2 separate regions of the Mus musculus genome follow, and region 2 is linked to region 1. The links are chromatin loops, found by intact Hi-C in ENCODE. Cell type or tissue: left cerebral cortex. All regions are shown on one strand. Links, peaks and the distances in the headings refer to the core of each region. The heading gives the core; the rest is flanking DNA.

Region 1 (7,607 bases), core at 2,988-5,487:
TCATGCATCACTACCAGCTGGCTGAATTTTTCATTTCTTATATTAAATTTTATTTTTCATTTCCTGCCTATACTATTCTGTTCTGGACTTGAAAGTATACCTTTTCCCTTCATATAATAGGTTTTATAGTGTTCTTCTTGATGTGTAATGTATTGCTGATATGTAATGTATTGTTAAGTATTTTTTTGGCATTTGCTTTCTGTCTTTCATGTTAAAGGAATGCCAAATATGTTTTTCATGTTTGAGTTCTTTCTTGGGGGCTTAAGGCATAATGTAACGTAATAGAAGTCAATTGAAATATCTAAATTTAGATAGACTTAAACTTTTCTCTAGTATGATTGGGGGGGCATTTTTGGTGAACTCAAAATGTCTTGAGTTTTGTATTGGTTATACACTTATGCTTTCCCTTTTGTAAGTTGGTGCACATGTATATATGCATACACGTATGTGTGTGGGTGCATATTAACATATACTGCATGTGGAAGCCAGATGGCTTAGGGTTAGGGTTAGGGTTAGCAGAGGTCAGTGCCCTATGTCTTCTTCAATCACTTTTTATCTGTTTTTGTTGTTGTTGTTGTTTTGTTTTTGTTTTTTTGTTTTTTGAGATAGGGTCTCTCATCGAACTTGGTGCTTTCCAATTCAATTCACCTAACAGGCTACCAAGTCCTGGGATTTTCTTGTCTCTGCCTTCCAGCCCTGGGATTACAGGCCCACAGCCTCACAAAGTAGATACTGAGGATCAGATTTGTGGCAATCATTTAATCATTTTACTGCTGTCTCTCCACAAAAGATTTCCATTTTTATGCATGGAGAATAAAATTCTGATTCATGGAGGAAGAGGCTTAAGTATCTCCTCATTCAGTCTGCACTCTGTCAGTTTTCAGTGTTTTTCTTCCCTCTTTTTCTTTCTTCCTTCCTCCTCCTCTCCCTTCTTCTCCCCCTCCTTGTTTTTTTGGCTGTTGTTACTGTAGTTGGAATCCAGCACCTTGTAAATGGTACACAAGCCCTCTCACAAAACTACAATGTTGCTGTGACCCTCTTACTTATTTTCAGACCTTGCTAGGTTTAGGGAAAGCTAGTGTTTAGTGATCTGTTTTTGATAGGAGCTTCTAGAGTTCTTACCTCCCCTCATAGCTTTGGCCATTGGTAGAGCCCCCTCTACCATTCTTTTTTTTTAACTTGTTGCCAAGTGCTTCTTGAAATACGTTTTTGGCCTTCCAGATCTTTCTAGCTGTTTTATCTTACTTTCATTTAAAGAAAAGAAATTACGCCTTGGAAAAACCTCTCCTGACTGCCTAGGAATAAAGCTCAGCGGTAGAGAATTTGCCTAACGTGGACAACAAAACCGAACAAAACAAAACAAAACCAAAAAACCAAAAACCAAAACTTCTCGTTTATAATTTTTATAGGATTAAGGGGATGAAATGAGGTATCTTCAGTTTGTATCTTAGTTTTCTTTTCTTCTTCTTTTTTTTAATTACAAGCTTATTCTATTTTATGGAGTGGATCATGTGTTTTATTTAATGGGTGTGGGGGACATTGAGGGACTTGATTCTTGCCAGTCACTGTGTGGGCCCCAGGGACTAAACCCAGGTTGTTGGATATCCTCAAAGAAGTTTTTACTGAGACTGCCTTGAGGGAGTCGAGGACAAGGACAGAGATGCATGCCCTTTGATTCAGGTCCCAGGGAGTAAGTGGGCCCAGCTCTGCCTTCTGTAATTGCTGCAGGGAGGGAGGGAGGGAGGGACAGGGCCTCCAGAAAAGGAAGCGGGTTGGCATGAGAAAGTGGAAAGTTGTGTTTAAAGTTTGTTTAGGATTTTGGTCAGTAACCTAAGAAATAAAATTACATTACATTGTTTGAATTATAACCTAGAAAAGCTAGTGAAGCCATGAAGATGTAGTGTGTATGTTAGAGCCCTTTTATACCTTTTCAAAAGAAGTTTTCAATAATTTATACACGTTATTCCACTAATGTGGTAAATAAAAATTATAGTAGCTGACTCAAGTGAATTTCTTCCCTCTTGCAAATGATTATAGTTCTGGATATAAAAATTGGTTTGTAACTCTTGTTTTCAGGGCTATCTAGATTCTTGATTGTGATATTACTTTATCATTTACAAATTCATTAGACCAGATTCTTAGAGCAGAGCCATCCTGACTGCAGGTTGTAGTTGGGACATGTCTGCATCACTGTCGTGATGAGATGAGAAGACTGTGACAAAGCATGCTATTTTCTCCTTGTGAGATGAAATGTGAGATTGTCGAGGAACCAGTTACCCAATTAAAATTCTTTCCAAGTCATTTATTTTTACAAATAAATGATGTGGCTTTGTAAATAATCTCATCTAAAATTTCCTAAAAGATTTCTTGTGACATTAAGTTAAGCCATGTTAGACTTAGAAATATTAATAGAATTTAAAAACAAGTAATTAAGTTATTATGTGAAAATGTCATAATGAAATCTGTTATATTTTAATTAAGAAACAGTGCTACACAAGCCTGACCTTAGGTCTGTTCCTGAAACCTACTTTGGAAGGAGAGAACTCCTGGAAGTAGTCCTCTAATATCCATGCAAAAGCCATGGGCATGCATATGTGCTCATATATGTGCTCATATGGGCATATGCATATGTGAATATGTGCATTCGTGTACATACACGATGATGATAATGACAATTGAACAGTAATAATACAAAGTTGAAACAATATTTCTATAGCTGTCTTAGAACTCAATTATTCTATGCAAACAGTAGACACTACAGTCCTTCTCAAAACACTAAAAATGGGAATGTGCTGTATAAAAGCACATTCTTTACCACATTGAACTCTGAACTGTAGTCTTATAGGAGAAAATTAGGAAAAAAAGAGACATTGTAAGTGAAGGTTCACAAAATGCACAGTTTGCTGAGTTTTTATGTCAGAAGCAGAATAATGAGAATCTCAAAGTACTGTGTGAGTTGAGATAATTTTATACTATTGAATAGAAAAATGATATTCTAATGGAAGACAAATTAAGGTGCAGTTTCTGATCTTCTGATTTTACATGGTATGTGAAGAGAGAGTGTTGAAGTGTGGTCAATGAAGTGGAGATAAGAGCTAGAGATCTTGAGAGCAGTTACCTCAGGTTTGGATGATGGACACAGTGAGGAGAAGAGGGTTGGCTGTTAAGGAGAGGACCATTAGTGTTAGTTCTGAATGGTGGGTGTTCTAGCCCATGTTTGTTAACCCAGGACTTTGGAAGGCAGATGCATGAAGAATGCTATATGTTTTAGGCTAGTCTAGGTCTAAAGAGTGAGACTGTCTCAACCAAACAAAACCTGTTGAATCCAGACGAGCCTAGACTAGAATTTATCTGTTGAGTTGGACTGTTGTTTTTCTGGGACACGGAACAAAAGGTATAAGCCACGACAGCAGCCTGATATTCTCTTTTCTTGTTTTTATTAGAAGGAGAAAACCCAGTATCTAAACAGGTTGGCTAAAAACTGTATGGATGAGTGTACAGCTAGGTTATTTTTCAGCTTTTATTGAAGTTTGACTGTTATTTAGTCTCTGAGCCTGTTATGGATATCACAGATTGGTGGTAAAGCCTGCCATTAGACTCAGTAACAATTGAGATAGTACCCAAGGTTTATCAGGTTAGCTATACTGTGAGCACATCTATTCAGAACAGTCGTAGTTTACTAACATCTTGATTTTATTGAATAAACGAAACCATCCTCAGCCACAATGCTCTAAGGCTCCTGTGGCTTGGCCAGGTAAGGTATCACAAATACCTTCGGGGGGTAGATGCAGGAGGATTGCGAGTTTGAGGGCAGCTTGAATGTACTGTGGATTCAGGGTTTTGGTTAGTGAGATTGTCCCAAAAAAATACAAAACAAGGGTTGGTGTCATACTTCAGTGATATGAAGCATGTAGTATGGTCAAGGCCCAGGCTTGACCCCCCCCCCCAGACTAATTTTTTTTTTGTAACTTTTATTTTTATTTTTATTTTATTTTATTTTGTTTTCTAATATAGCTTTTAAGACAGTTTTCACAGACATTGTCCAGTTCATCTCATGGAAACTTGAATAATGTCTCTTTTAAGACTGAGTAATTAAAAAAATGTATATGTAATATATCAAGTGTATACAGAAATAGAATGAGATAAGGAAACACGTGAATTATCATCTCTTGCGGCCAGTCTGTCTGTCACCTCTCTTATGCCTTAAACAGTCGTAGTAAGTGCCCACATTTAGATAGCACAACACAAGAACACTGAGCTTGAACCCGTGTGCGGAAGGATGGAGGAGCCTGGCTCCAGAGCTGCTGGAGCCTGAGAAGCAGAACAGGCCCTTTGTGTGCCTTGGGGCCTTTCTTCTGCCAAGTTTGCTGGGGTGTTCTCAGATGTGGCTTGATTATACCTCCCCACTTCCGGACTAGGTTGCACCCTTTGTCCTCCGGTTCCCCTTCCCTGGGAGTCTCTGGTCTTCATTGACTTTATACTAGTACCATTGACTTTATACTAGTAGCTCTGTGTATCCTGGGAGTGTACTCAGGACATTCAGACTACAAAGAGATATTTAATTTTATGGGAACTTATTAAAATATGCTTTGTTACCACCTTAGTTTTTAAGACTGTATCATTCCAACTAAAAAATGTGGTTGTAAAGTCTAACCATTCTGCTAGATTGAGTACTTTTGAAGCTTAGATTTTGTCAAAACAATTTAATTAGCTTTTTAAAATTAAAATCAACGTGATCAAATGAATATAGGATTTAGACAGATTTGACACTCTTCTTGTGATGGCCGTGTTCCATTAAAGGTAAAATAGAAAAGGTAAATAGAAAGAAAAAGGGGCTCTTGAGTGGGGTTCGAGGGACTGGCTTTCTCCTCTCTTTTCTGGACTGAAATGGAGGCTTGCTTTCAGGCAATTCCCTGGTGTGCACTCTGCGTGATTTGGCTCTATCTCTGTTACTGCTAATACGTGGCCTGGATTTCAAGTTGTTTGGGATCGGAATGTGCCCAGACTCTGTATTGCAAGTCCGGATTCCCAGGCATTTTGTTGCAAAACTGGCTTGCTGCCTTCTTTTTTCTTTTCTGTGTCCTAAGTGGCTGCATTGTTTGTTGCAGTATATGCATTAGCTATCTGTGTTCAGTTTATTGCAGCCTGACAAAGTGGGAGGGGCTTGCTTTGCTCCATGGCTGAGTTTTCACTGTGTGAGTTCTTCAGTGCACAGTGCAGCCATCTTAATTACACTTTTGTGCAACTGAGACTGTGCAGCTGTCTCAAAATGGCTGCTAACCCAATCCCTGAAGCTGCATAGGCAGCAAGTGTGCCAGTGAGGAGACTTGTCACATGCACCAGGATCAGAGGTAAGAGCCAGGAAGCTTTGATCTTTAAGCATTACAATTAGAAAACATTAGAACATGACCAAGCTTGGATAGGAAGGAGAACTCGCATGTGAAAAAGTTGGCATGTTTACTAAGACCTGTAAGCTTGTGTTAGAGAAACCGTGTGTTGGGATGGTGAGGTCAAAGGTTAAATTCCTCCTGTGATTCCTCACCAGTTTGTTGTCATTGTCAGGACACTGGATCACCACAGTGGTGCTTTTCTGATCCATGCCGAATTTAATGCTCCTTGTGTATTTGATAATTAATTCATTAGATATTTGTAGAAATTCAAACTGTATATTGAGAGTTTTTTAAGAAGCCATTAATTAGCCTTGTTTAGAAAGATTATGATTTTCTGACTTTTAAAATGAGATTTTTATGGTAGTTTTATAAAAAGAATGGTAATTTGCTACATTAAAACATAGAAAAAATATTGTTTTTTTGTTATATGCTTCAGTGCTGTCTCACATGCTCACTAATTATAGTAAATATATGTGTACACATACACACATGCACACACACACATGCACACACACACAAACACACACATTTATATAGTGTCGTACTTTTCCTTAGGTTACTTTTTGTTCGAATTGGCATTTGGATTTAGATTTTAAATTTCAGAGTAGTTTCACATATAGACCTGTACATTTTTTGGTCAATCTAATGCAATCTGGTACCTAGAATAAATATTGTTTTAGGTAAGTAGCATTATTGTACATATTTAAAATTGTTAATACTCAAATTGTAAATTTGAAAAAGGTGTTTAGCATTGTAAAACAGAAATGTTTGCTAAACTACAATATCATGGTTTCCTAGCAAATTGGGAGAATAATTTTTTCTTTCTCTTCCTTTCTCCCTCCCTCATTCCCCCCCCCCACCTTCTTTTCTCCTTTTTCGAGTTGTGATCTCAGTGTGGCCTGCTGTTGGTTGTGCCTAGATTGCTAAGTATGTGAGGCCCCTGACCTCTAGTCTCTGCCTCACCAGTACTTGGATCACAGGTTCGTGTGCTGCTGCGCACTCCCGAAAGCAGGAATGACATTCCACTCACATAATTCAGGTAGAACAGTTTTATCTTAAGCAGTGCTTATGTTATAGTAGTTACTAAATTATTTTCTGAATGCTGTCATATACTTCTGTTGCTTTGTTAATAGAGTAGTTTAAATATATTCTTGACTGATACAGTAGAGAACAGTTAGTTATGTATGTTTTGATAGAGGAGCTTTTATTTTTTATTTTGTAATCTTTTACGCTTTTCGATTTTTATTTTCTCCCCTCTGTTTTTATTTTTATCTTTAAAAAACAGTGTCTCATATACTATAAGCTGGCCTTGGAACATTTGTTCTGTGGCCTGGGCTGGCCTTGAACTTGTAATCTTCCTGCTTCAGCCTACCAGAATTAGAGGCAAGTACCACCACGTCTGATTCTAAAGCAACTTCTAAAATAGCAAATTACATTTTTGCAAATTGAATTTGTAATCACATGTGCCTGTGTAGCTTTGAACCTTGAGCTTGTGATCCAAGGATGGGAGGCAGAGACTGGAGGTCAGGAACCTAAGGCAAGCCTCGCCTACTTAGCAGGCCAGGGGCAACCAATAGCAGGCCACACTGAGATCGTGGCTCAAAAAAAGAGCAAGAGGAGGAGGGAGGGAGACAAGGAAGGAGAAGGGAAGAGAGAGAAGGAAGGAGGGACAGAAAGAGAAGAAAGTTACTCTCCCAACATATTAAAAGGCTATACATGAAGTTTTATTTTGTACTTATTTCATAGTATAAATTTATTTAATTTACTTGTAATAATTGTATTTAATAAATAAAGTATTGTGTTTAACAAAACTTTGAAATAAGATCACTTATGACCTTAAGAATTTTATATTAGTATCCAGACCTGGTTGACTTTTTTGCAGAGCTCAGCCTCTAAGGCATTATGGAATTCTGTTTTGAGTTTTCCTGAAATGCATCTACTTTTATTCCTTTTTTGATTTTTCTTGAAGATCTACACTGGAACATTAAAGCTGCTACTTAATAGTTTAAGATTGCTGCCTTGTCATGAACTTTAATTTATACTTACTCTTGCTTATATATTTTTAAATAAAATAATGTTTTTTGTAATTTAAACTCAAGTAAAATTATGAATTATTGATAATCTTAATGATAGTTTATATAAATCATCTACTCGTGTGCATTTGCCCCCCAAACAGAAACAAGGTGATAAGTATGAGAGTGAGCCCTGCTTTCTGTA
Region 2 (7,607 bases), core at 3,231-5,730, 270 kb after region 1:
ATCTATAAGCACTCATCTGGTAAGGAATTAGAAAGTGAAGTGAAGGCTTGAATGGGTCCCCTTCCGCCTCTGAAGGGGATACTTTCGAACGAGTTCAAGTACCAGTGCCGGCTGGGCAATGGAGTCCAAGCTGAGCTTATGATGCAGGGCGAGGAGACCTACAGCCAGTTTACCAGGGGCAAGCCAGTGCTGATCGCTGAGTTCTCAGTGCCGCCTAGAGTAACCAGGGAAGAGTTTCAGTTGAGAAATTGTCTAAATCACATTGACTGTAAGTCTGTGGGAGATACTGTCTTGATGGTTACCTGAGGTGCGTGCCTGTGGGGGCCACCATTCCACACAGGCTGGGAGAGTAAAGAAAGCTGGCTGGCTAGCTAGTGCTTTGAGCTCTTGGCTTAACTTCTTTGCAATAATGAACTGTAAGCAGGAATTGTCAGTCAAATAAACCTTTCCTCACAGCTGCAGGTCTTACATAAACATGTCTGATGCTAGACTGCTCAGATACAGTGCCCCATGAAGAGGCAGGCACGCTAATTAATATTCAACTTCTTTATCACTGAGCACTGTATGGCCATGATTTCTGCCATGCAAAGACGACCATGAAGGAAAGGTGACAAAGACATGATAAATGTTAGGAATGCACCTCATGAAGGCGTTTTCACACGCAGACCATTCATCACACTTTACTCTATGAAATGGCCTCCTCTCTCTCCTGCCTTATGCCTGGCCGGTTTTGTTCTTTCTCACACTTAGTCAACCGGCTTCAAGGGGCTTCTGCTTTCTGGCTGTGTGTATTTATTTCATCTCCTCTAGCATCTTCTTTGTAGTTTCATGACTCACATACACATGCACACACAACACATGCACACACAACACAGGCACACACAACACATGCACACACACACAACACATGCACACACACACAACTCTACATCGAAGAAAACACATTTCTTTTGCTTTTTGTTTTTTTAATCTTTCAGAGTCCAATTTTCTTACACGCGTTCGCGACCGGCCAGGAAAGACGCAACAAACCGGAATCTTCTGCGGCAAAACTTTATTGCTTACATCTTCAGGAGCCAGAGTGCAAGAGAGCAAGAGAGAGAAAGAAAAAGAACAAGAAAGCAAGAGAGAGAAAAAGCAAGAACAAGAGAGAGAAAAAGCAAGAACAAGAGAGAGAAAAAGCAAGAACAAGAGAGAGAAAAAGCAAGAACAAGAGAGAGAAAAAGCAAGAACAAGAGAGAGAAAAAGCAAGAACAAGAGAGAGAAAAAGCAAGAACAAGAGAGAGAAAAAGCAAGAACAAGAGAGAGAAAAAGCAAGAGCAAGAAAAAGAACAAGAACAAGAAAGCAAGAGAAAGAACAAGAAAGCAAGAGAGAGAAAAAGAACAAGAAAGCAAGAGAAAGAAAAAGAACAAGAGCAAGAAAAAGAACAAGAACAAGAAAGCAAGAGAAAGAACAAGAATGGCAAAACCCCGTCCCTTTTAAGGAGAATTATCCTCCGCCTAGGACGTATTACTCCCTGATTGGCTGCAGCCCATCGGCCCAGTTGTCATCACGAGAAAGGCAGAACACATGGCGGGAAAACTGCCCCTGCACGTGTGCAGATTATGTTTACCACTTAGAACACAGCTGTCAGCGCCATCTTATAATGGCAAATGTGAGGGCGGCTTCCCACACAATTTTGCTTAATATAGTGATTTCTGTCCCGTCCATCATCTTGTCAGTGTAAGATTTCTGTTTTTCTTACCACTAAGTAACTTTCCATCCGGGCAGGTGACATGGCAGTTTCTAATTTAAGCCTTTTGAGAGAAATGATTTCCACAGTGAATGCACAAATACTTTTGTTGCTGTTGTTATTTGTGTAATAATAAATGATATTTAAGTTTCATTTTTTTGTTTCATTTCTTTTTGCTAGTAATAGTTATAGATGTTTGATTATCTCAAATAATCAAAACTCAGATTAAAAGAGGGGTGATAATCATTATTATTACATTTTGTGTTTCATAGTTTGATAGAACATGTGACTTTATAAGAAAATAAAAACCATATAACTGTAACTGAAATATTTCTCAAGACAGAAAAATAAACATCTCATTTTTCACTTGCTTTAAGAAAATGAGTTCACTAGACTAATGGTATCAGTGTTATGTATGCTCAGACTCTAGAAGTGAAGTGTCAGCCCACAGGGGCAGAGAAGACTCTCGCAAAAACAAAAAACAAAACAAAACAAAACAAACAAACAAACAAAAACACCAGTGGCACATAAAACGAGGTTGTGTAAAATCGCACAGAGCAGAGTTCAAATCTAGGCTCCAAAATTTTAGCCTTCGTTGTCTCATCCACAGCTGTACTCACTATCAACACTTAAAATAAATCTGCTGAAAGACCGCACCAAGTTTCTGCCACACAGAAAGCATTGAACACGAGATAACCATATCTTAATGAAATGCCAGGTTCCTGCTCCAGGAACTGTAGGAACAGTCTCCTATTTCTTCAGCCAGTGAGAAGACCCGTAAACATCAGATGTAAAAACCTAGAGATCTGAAAAACAAAACTACCGTTTTGAGTAATGTGTACAGAAAGCCGGTAAGCAGACCTGAGTCCAGGGGCCTAAGGAAGCGACTTCCTGGATCCAGAGTTAAACCCATCTGGGTATGGAGCATCGAATACAAGTACTTTGAAGGAGCAGCAAGGGCTGTGACTAACCTACTCTGAAGACTTAAATGAGACACATATGGTCTGTGGAAGCTGAAACAGAAGGACCACCGAAAGACTTATACCAGCCTGAACTAAATGGTAGACATCCGAGTGCTCCTCTTCCCCCAAACCCACGTGCTTAAGGCAGAGAAACAGCTACAGCTGAGAAAGCCAAGTTTAAGCTACAGGGTGACTTTATTGTGGGGTTCCAAGCCTCCACACCTGCCCTCATTCAGGTCCACTGTCTCTACAGGAGCTTTTTTCCCCTTTTTAGAGCGTCCGCAGAGGCTGCACCCTAGCACTCTGGGGCTGTCAACTCAACAGACACCTAAAAAAACTCATTCACGCAGACCACTCCGCAAGCATTCTGAGCAGGTCCCAGGCGGTAGGCGGGGCCACCAGCCCAAGTCCTCCAATGAAAAAGTGCACCCAGGCAGCTCAATTTGCATACAAGACAAAGCATACCAAATACAAAAAGTAATGAGACGCTCATAACTAGTGAGAACTACAAATGTCCACAGCTCCTTTCTGATGCTTTGTGGGCCCTGAAAAGGGCCTTTGTGGATGGGGGAAGCCGGCCAAGGGAACGGCCTAGGCACAGGAGGGCTCGCTTAGCCGCCGAAGCCGTACAGAGTGCGGCCCTGGCGCTTGAGCGCGTACACCACGTCCATAGCCGTAACCGTCTTGCGCTTGGCGTGCTCGGTGTAGGTGACGGCGTCGCGGATCACATTCTCAAGGAAAACCTTGAGGACACCGCGAGTCTCCTCGTAGATGAGACCCGAGATGCGCTTCACGCCGCCACGCCGAGCCAACCGCCGGATAGCGGGCTTGGTAATGCCCTGGATGTTGTCGCGGAGAACCTTGCGGTGTCGCTTGGCGCCACCTTTCCCCAGACCCTTGCCGCCTTTTCCTCGTCCTGACATATTAGTAAACAACCTAATAAAGAGACAGGAGAAACTACAGTAATCCGCCGCCGAGCAAGAGCTTATATTTCCTGGGAGCGGACCTGATTGAAAACAGCAAGGAGTGGGCGGAGCTCTAGACTCCACCCCCTGGCTCTTTGTGCTCTGCTGTCTCCCAAGAACCATAAAACCCTTTCGGTTCCCTCTCCAAATTCCAGGAACCCTAGCACATTTGAAAGTTTAAATAATATAAGGTAACAATCTATTTCTCCTCTTTTTTTTTTTTAGCACAAATAAAAACGGCGCATCATGCTTGTTATCTTCAGTGCACGCTGATTCGGTATTTTCTAAGCAGCATGCTTGTTTTTACACAACTTTAATGTGAAAATGAAAAGAAGCTAGCAATAGAAATCTAGCTTACTAGGTCTTATACCGAAGCAGTTTACATTTTCACGAGAGAGTCTTTTGAGGGGATAGAAGTGTTTTAGTGCCTTTCTTTTGTGGCCACGATAAGAAAATTATGCTAGTTCCCACTTCCTATTTGGTTTCAACTGTTTCTGCAGTGTATGGATTTTCTGCTCCTGCATTGCAAACACATTGGTATTCGCTTTTCAGCCAATTGTTCCTATAGTTACTTAGCTGAACTATTGTAACTTGTCATTTAGATCCGAGGTCCTTGTTGCTTGCGTTTAAAAGAGACCTGGTGACTCACATCTGTAATTTAGGCTCTCCGGAGGCTGAGGCAGGATTGCCAAGAGCTGGGGCCAGCCTAGGCTAGACAGACTCAAATACATTTCCCCTCCTCCCCACTCAAATAGCTTGTAAAGTACCAGAAGTCAAAAGCATGACTCCGAATAACAGGACTGTCCTTAAGTTTGTTTCGTTTTTAAAGACAGCAGGTTTTGGGCTGGAGAGATGGCTCAGTGGTGAAGAGCACTGACTGCTCTTCTGAAGGTCCTGAGTTCAAATTCCAGCAACCACATGGTGGCTCACAACCACCTGTAATGAGAACTGATGCCCTCTTCTGGTGTGTCTGAAGATAGCTACAGTGTACTTACATATAATAAATAAATAAATCTTAAAAAAAAAGAAAAAGGCAGCAGGATAAATGCGTTTAGTTTGTAGTACTTTACAATTCCCATTAGTTCCACAACTCAAACAGCATTTCATTTGTTTGTCCCCTCCCTGTCTCTTAGAGATTGAGCTCTAGGATAGCTGGAGGGGGAAGAAGCCTTAATCATTGAATTTTACCTCATGATTTTAAATCCCTTGCTCTTCAGAATTCTTACCAAAATGAAAGCTGCTGCCAGAATACTTATTCAAATTTGTAAAACTGTGTGTCAACAAACAAACAAACAATCAACAACAACACACACAAAAAAAAGAGAGAAAAGCAAAAAGAAAGCAAAGAGACCTTTCCATAAACATACATTTAAGATGGTTTACAGAAGATATTCTAGAGCTTTCTTCCCCAAAACTGCACCAGAGGTTTCCATACACATTGACTTAGAATATATAACCTATCGAATGCTTAGGAGCATTAGATAGTATATGAAAGTCAGCTGTTAGGTGGTACAGCCAGGATTCTGAGGAAGTTGGCTCCGGGATACCTCCTTGATGGTGGAGTATATTGTTCAGATCCAAAGGTGTATGGGGGACCCCAGCTCCTGGTTAGCTCATTACTGTGCTAGGAAATAAAGATGTACATAGATAGAAGTACATGGGGTTGGTTTTTCTCTGTGTGTGTTTAATATTTTGTATCTTGGGACAGGATCCTATGTAGCTCAGGCTAGGTGGGAACTCTCTCTGTAGCTAACGATGGACAATCTTCGATGGACAATCTTGACTCTCCTGTCCACGCCTCCTTTATACTAAGATCACAGACAGGCCCCACTTCACTTGGTTCTGTGGAGTTTATTTAAATAAAATCGCAATTAGACTAAGGAGAGGGTAAATTTATGATATTTTAATTAAATGGATACAAAAAAACCTACATGACATTTAATCAGCGTTTGACATTACTTAGTTGTGTAATTTCAGAAATGCAGTAAACTGAAGTACCGGAGTGAAACAGTGGAAGAAAAACACTTTAGTTTGTTTCAAATGTCAAGGGCCTATCATATGAATCATAAGAACAAGTTGAGGGATTCTGTTTCCAGTGTCTTGGCCTAAGAGTAATCTAAAGTCTCGATGGAGCACCAAGTGACAACCTCCAGCAGGCAGGCAGGCAGAGGCGAAGGGTCCTCCCCTCTGGAATCCAGTGGTTCTTCTCCGGCTCATACACAGCCCCAGAGCCACGTAATGTTAATATCCTATCAGATTCATCCATGCTATCCACAAGGACTGCATTCCTGCCTAGTCTGTGACTATGGCCTCGAGGCCCTGAGAAGGAAGGGACTGTCCCCAGGAGCAGCAACAGTGTCCAAAGACCAGCCTCATGTGGTATAGGTAGGACAGGCCAAAGAACCAGCTTTTGTCCCAGGCTGGTGGCTGCACACAACTTTAATCCCAGCATTAGGGAGGCAGGCAGATCTCTGAGTTGAAGGCCAGCCTGGTTTTTATAGTGAGTTCCACGGCTGCCAGGGCTACAGGAAGAAAAGTCTCAAAAACTAAAACAAATAGAAAACCTACAAAGCTTCTTTTGCAGCTAGCTCTCCAGGTGGGTGTGTCAAGGAGCAGATGACGAAAGCTCGTTCTAGGAGGGCAGAATTCAGCCAAGGAGCTATGGCTGAGCCGGAATTGCTGTGGCACTCACAAGCACAGACCCTGGAGTCAGATAGTCAGATTTGAAAGTCGCCCCTGGCTATACTGGAGACTAATTTCCATGAGTATGGTATGAGGGAACAGAGGTGCTCTTCTCTGGGCTTCCGGTTTTTGATTGTTTCCAGGTAGTTTCTCTCTTAGGCCAGGCTCAATTCAAGTTCTCCATACTCCTGCATCAGCTGGGTTTATAGGCACTGAACACCATAGTCTGCTTACTGTTGTATTTTATTTAAAAAAAAAAAAAAAAAGCCGGGGACGTTTGGTGGAGGAGCGTTATTGTGCACGTAGGGGGTAGAGGGGGTGCGGCCCATGCTGAGGTACCAGCCACAGGACGGTATAGTAGTTTATTTAGGGCATGAGGTGAGTTGAGGGGGTAGTAGCGAGAGCGAGAGAGAGAGAGAGAGCGAGAGCGAGAGCGAGAGCGAGAGAGAGAGAGAGAGAGAGAAAAGGCCGAGGGGGTGTGCGGGTGGAGGCCGGCCATGAACACGTGGAGAGAGGGGTAGGGGAATGGGAGAGAAGGGACAGAGGGCTAAGAGAGTAAGAAAGCAAGAGAAAAGTGTGGGTGTGTGTGTGGGGGGGGGCAAGCAGCTTCTTTTACAGTGGGTCAGGCACACCTGGCTGCTGCCAGGTAACTGTGGGGCGGAGCCTAGAAGAAATGCCAACACCATCATTTTTATTTTTTGAGATAAGGTCTCACTTCCTAGCTTGGTCTATAACGCACAAAGTAGCCCAGGCTGTCTTTGTATTGGTAATCCTCCTACTTCAGCTCTTTCTCCCTCCAAAAGCTAGGATTACTGATTTGAACCAAGTATGGCTTTGCTTAACTCCCCGTTTTCGCTGCCCTCCCTCCGTTCCTTCCTTATTAGGCTGGTATGGATCTTGGAATATCTACAGCTGACCTTAGGCTCCGGGCAATCTTGTATCGGCTACCCTAGTGCTGGGATTGCAGACTCGAACCACCCAGTTAACTACATCCTGGCAGCCAATCCCAACAAGTTTGAGGATGCCTGTGAACTATGTAAATTAGGACTAGAAATTTGAGCTTTTGATTGGGAGACATCTGGATGGGCGGGGGCTCTGCTTCCGCGAGCTGATTGGGTACGGTACCTGCCTGTCACGGGCGGCAGCGGCTGCAGTTTGGCGAGGCAGTTCCGGGGTGGCGCGCGTCGTCCCGGAACTGAGCGAGCCGGTGTTGGAGTTCCAGGCGCGGGGTCGAGCATGTCCGGGCGAGGCAAGCAGGGCGGTAAGGT

The links. Peaks named below come from ENCODE experiments on the same cell type or tissue, not always from the same donor. Only the 100,000 strongest peaks of a DNase experiment are listed, where the experiment ranks them.
Region 2: a loop joins it to region 1, with 2.0 times the contacts of the local background. A loop is called at or near these places in 2 of 42 quality-filtered maps.

What each region holds. Positions count from the first base shown.
Region 1 is chr6:136,527,703-136,535,309 of GRCm38, forward strand. All of the region lies in intron 1 of Atf7ip (activating transcription factor 7 interacting protein), which reads left to right. Among named protein-coding and RNA genes, the nearest start is that of Atf7ip, 13 kb to the left of the region's middle. In left cerebral cortex, for the core only: no CTCF peak of the experiment used is centred there; DNase peaks (open chromatin) are centred at 4,383 and 4,976; H3K4me3 peaks cover 1,311 bases; H3K27ac peaks cover 1,616 bases.
Region 2 is chr6:136,800,765-136,808,371 of GRCm38, forward strand. It overlaps H4f16 (H4 histone 16), which reads right to left and starts at 3,667. Exons shown (of 1, transcript NM_175652.3): 1 at 3,229-3,667. The coding sequence starts at 3,615. The coding sequence ends at 3,304. H2aj (H2J.A histone) reads left to right here and starts at 7,484. Exons shown (of 1, transcript NM_177688.4): 1 at 7,484-7,607. The coding sequence starts at 7,576. In left cerebral cortex, for the core only: a CTCF peak has its summit at 4,626 (motif pointing left); DNase peaks (open chromatin) are centred at 3,410 and 3,694; H3K4me3 peaks cover 943 bases; H3K27ac peaks cover 1,320 bases.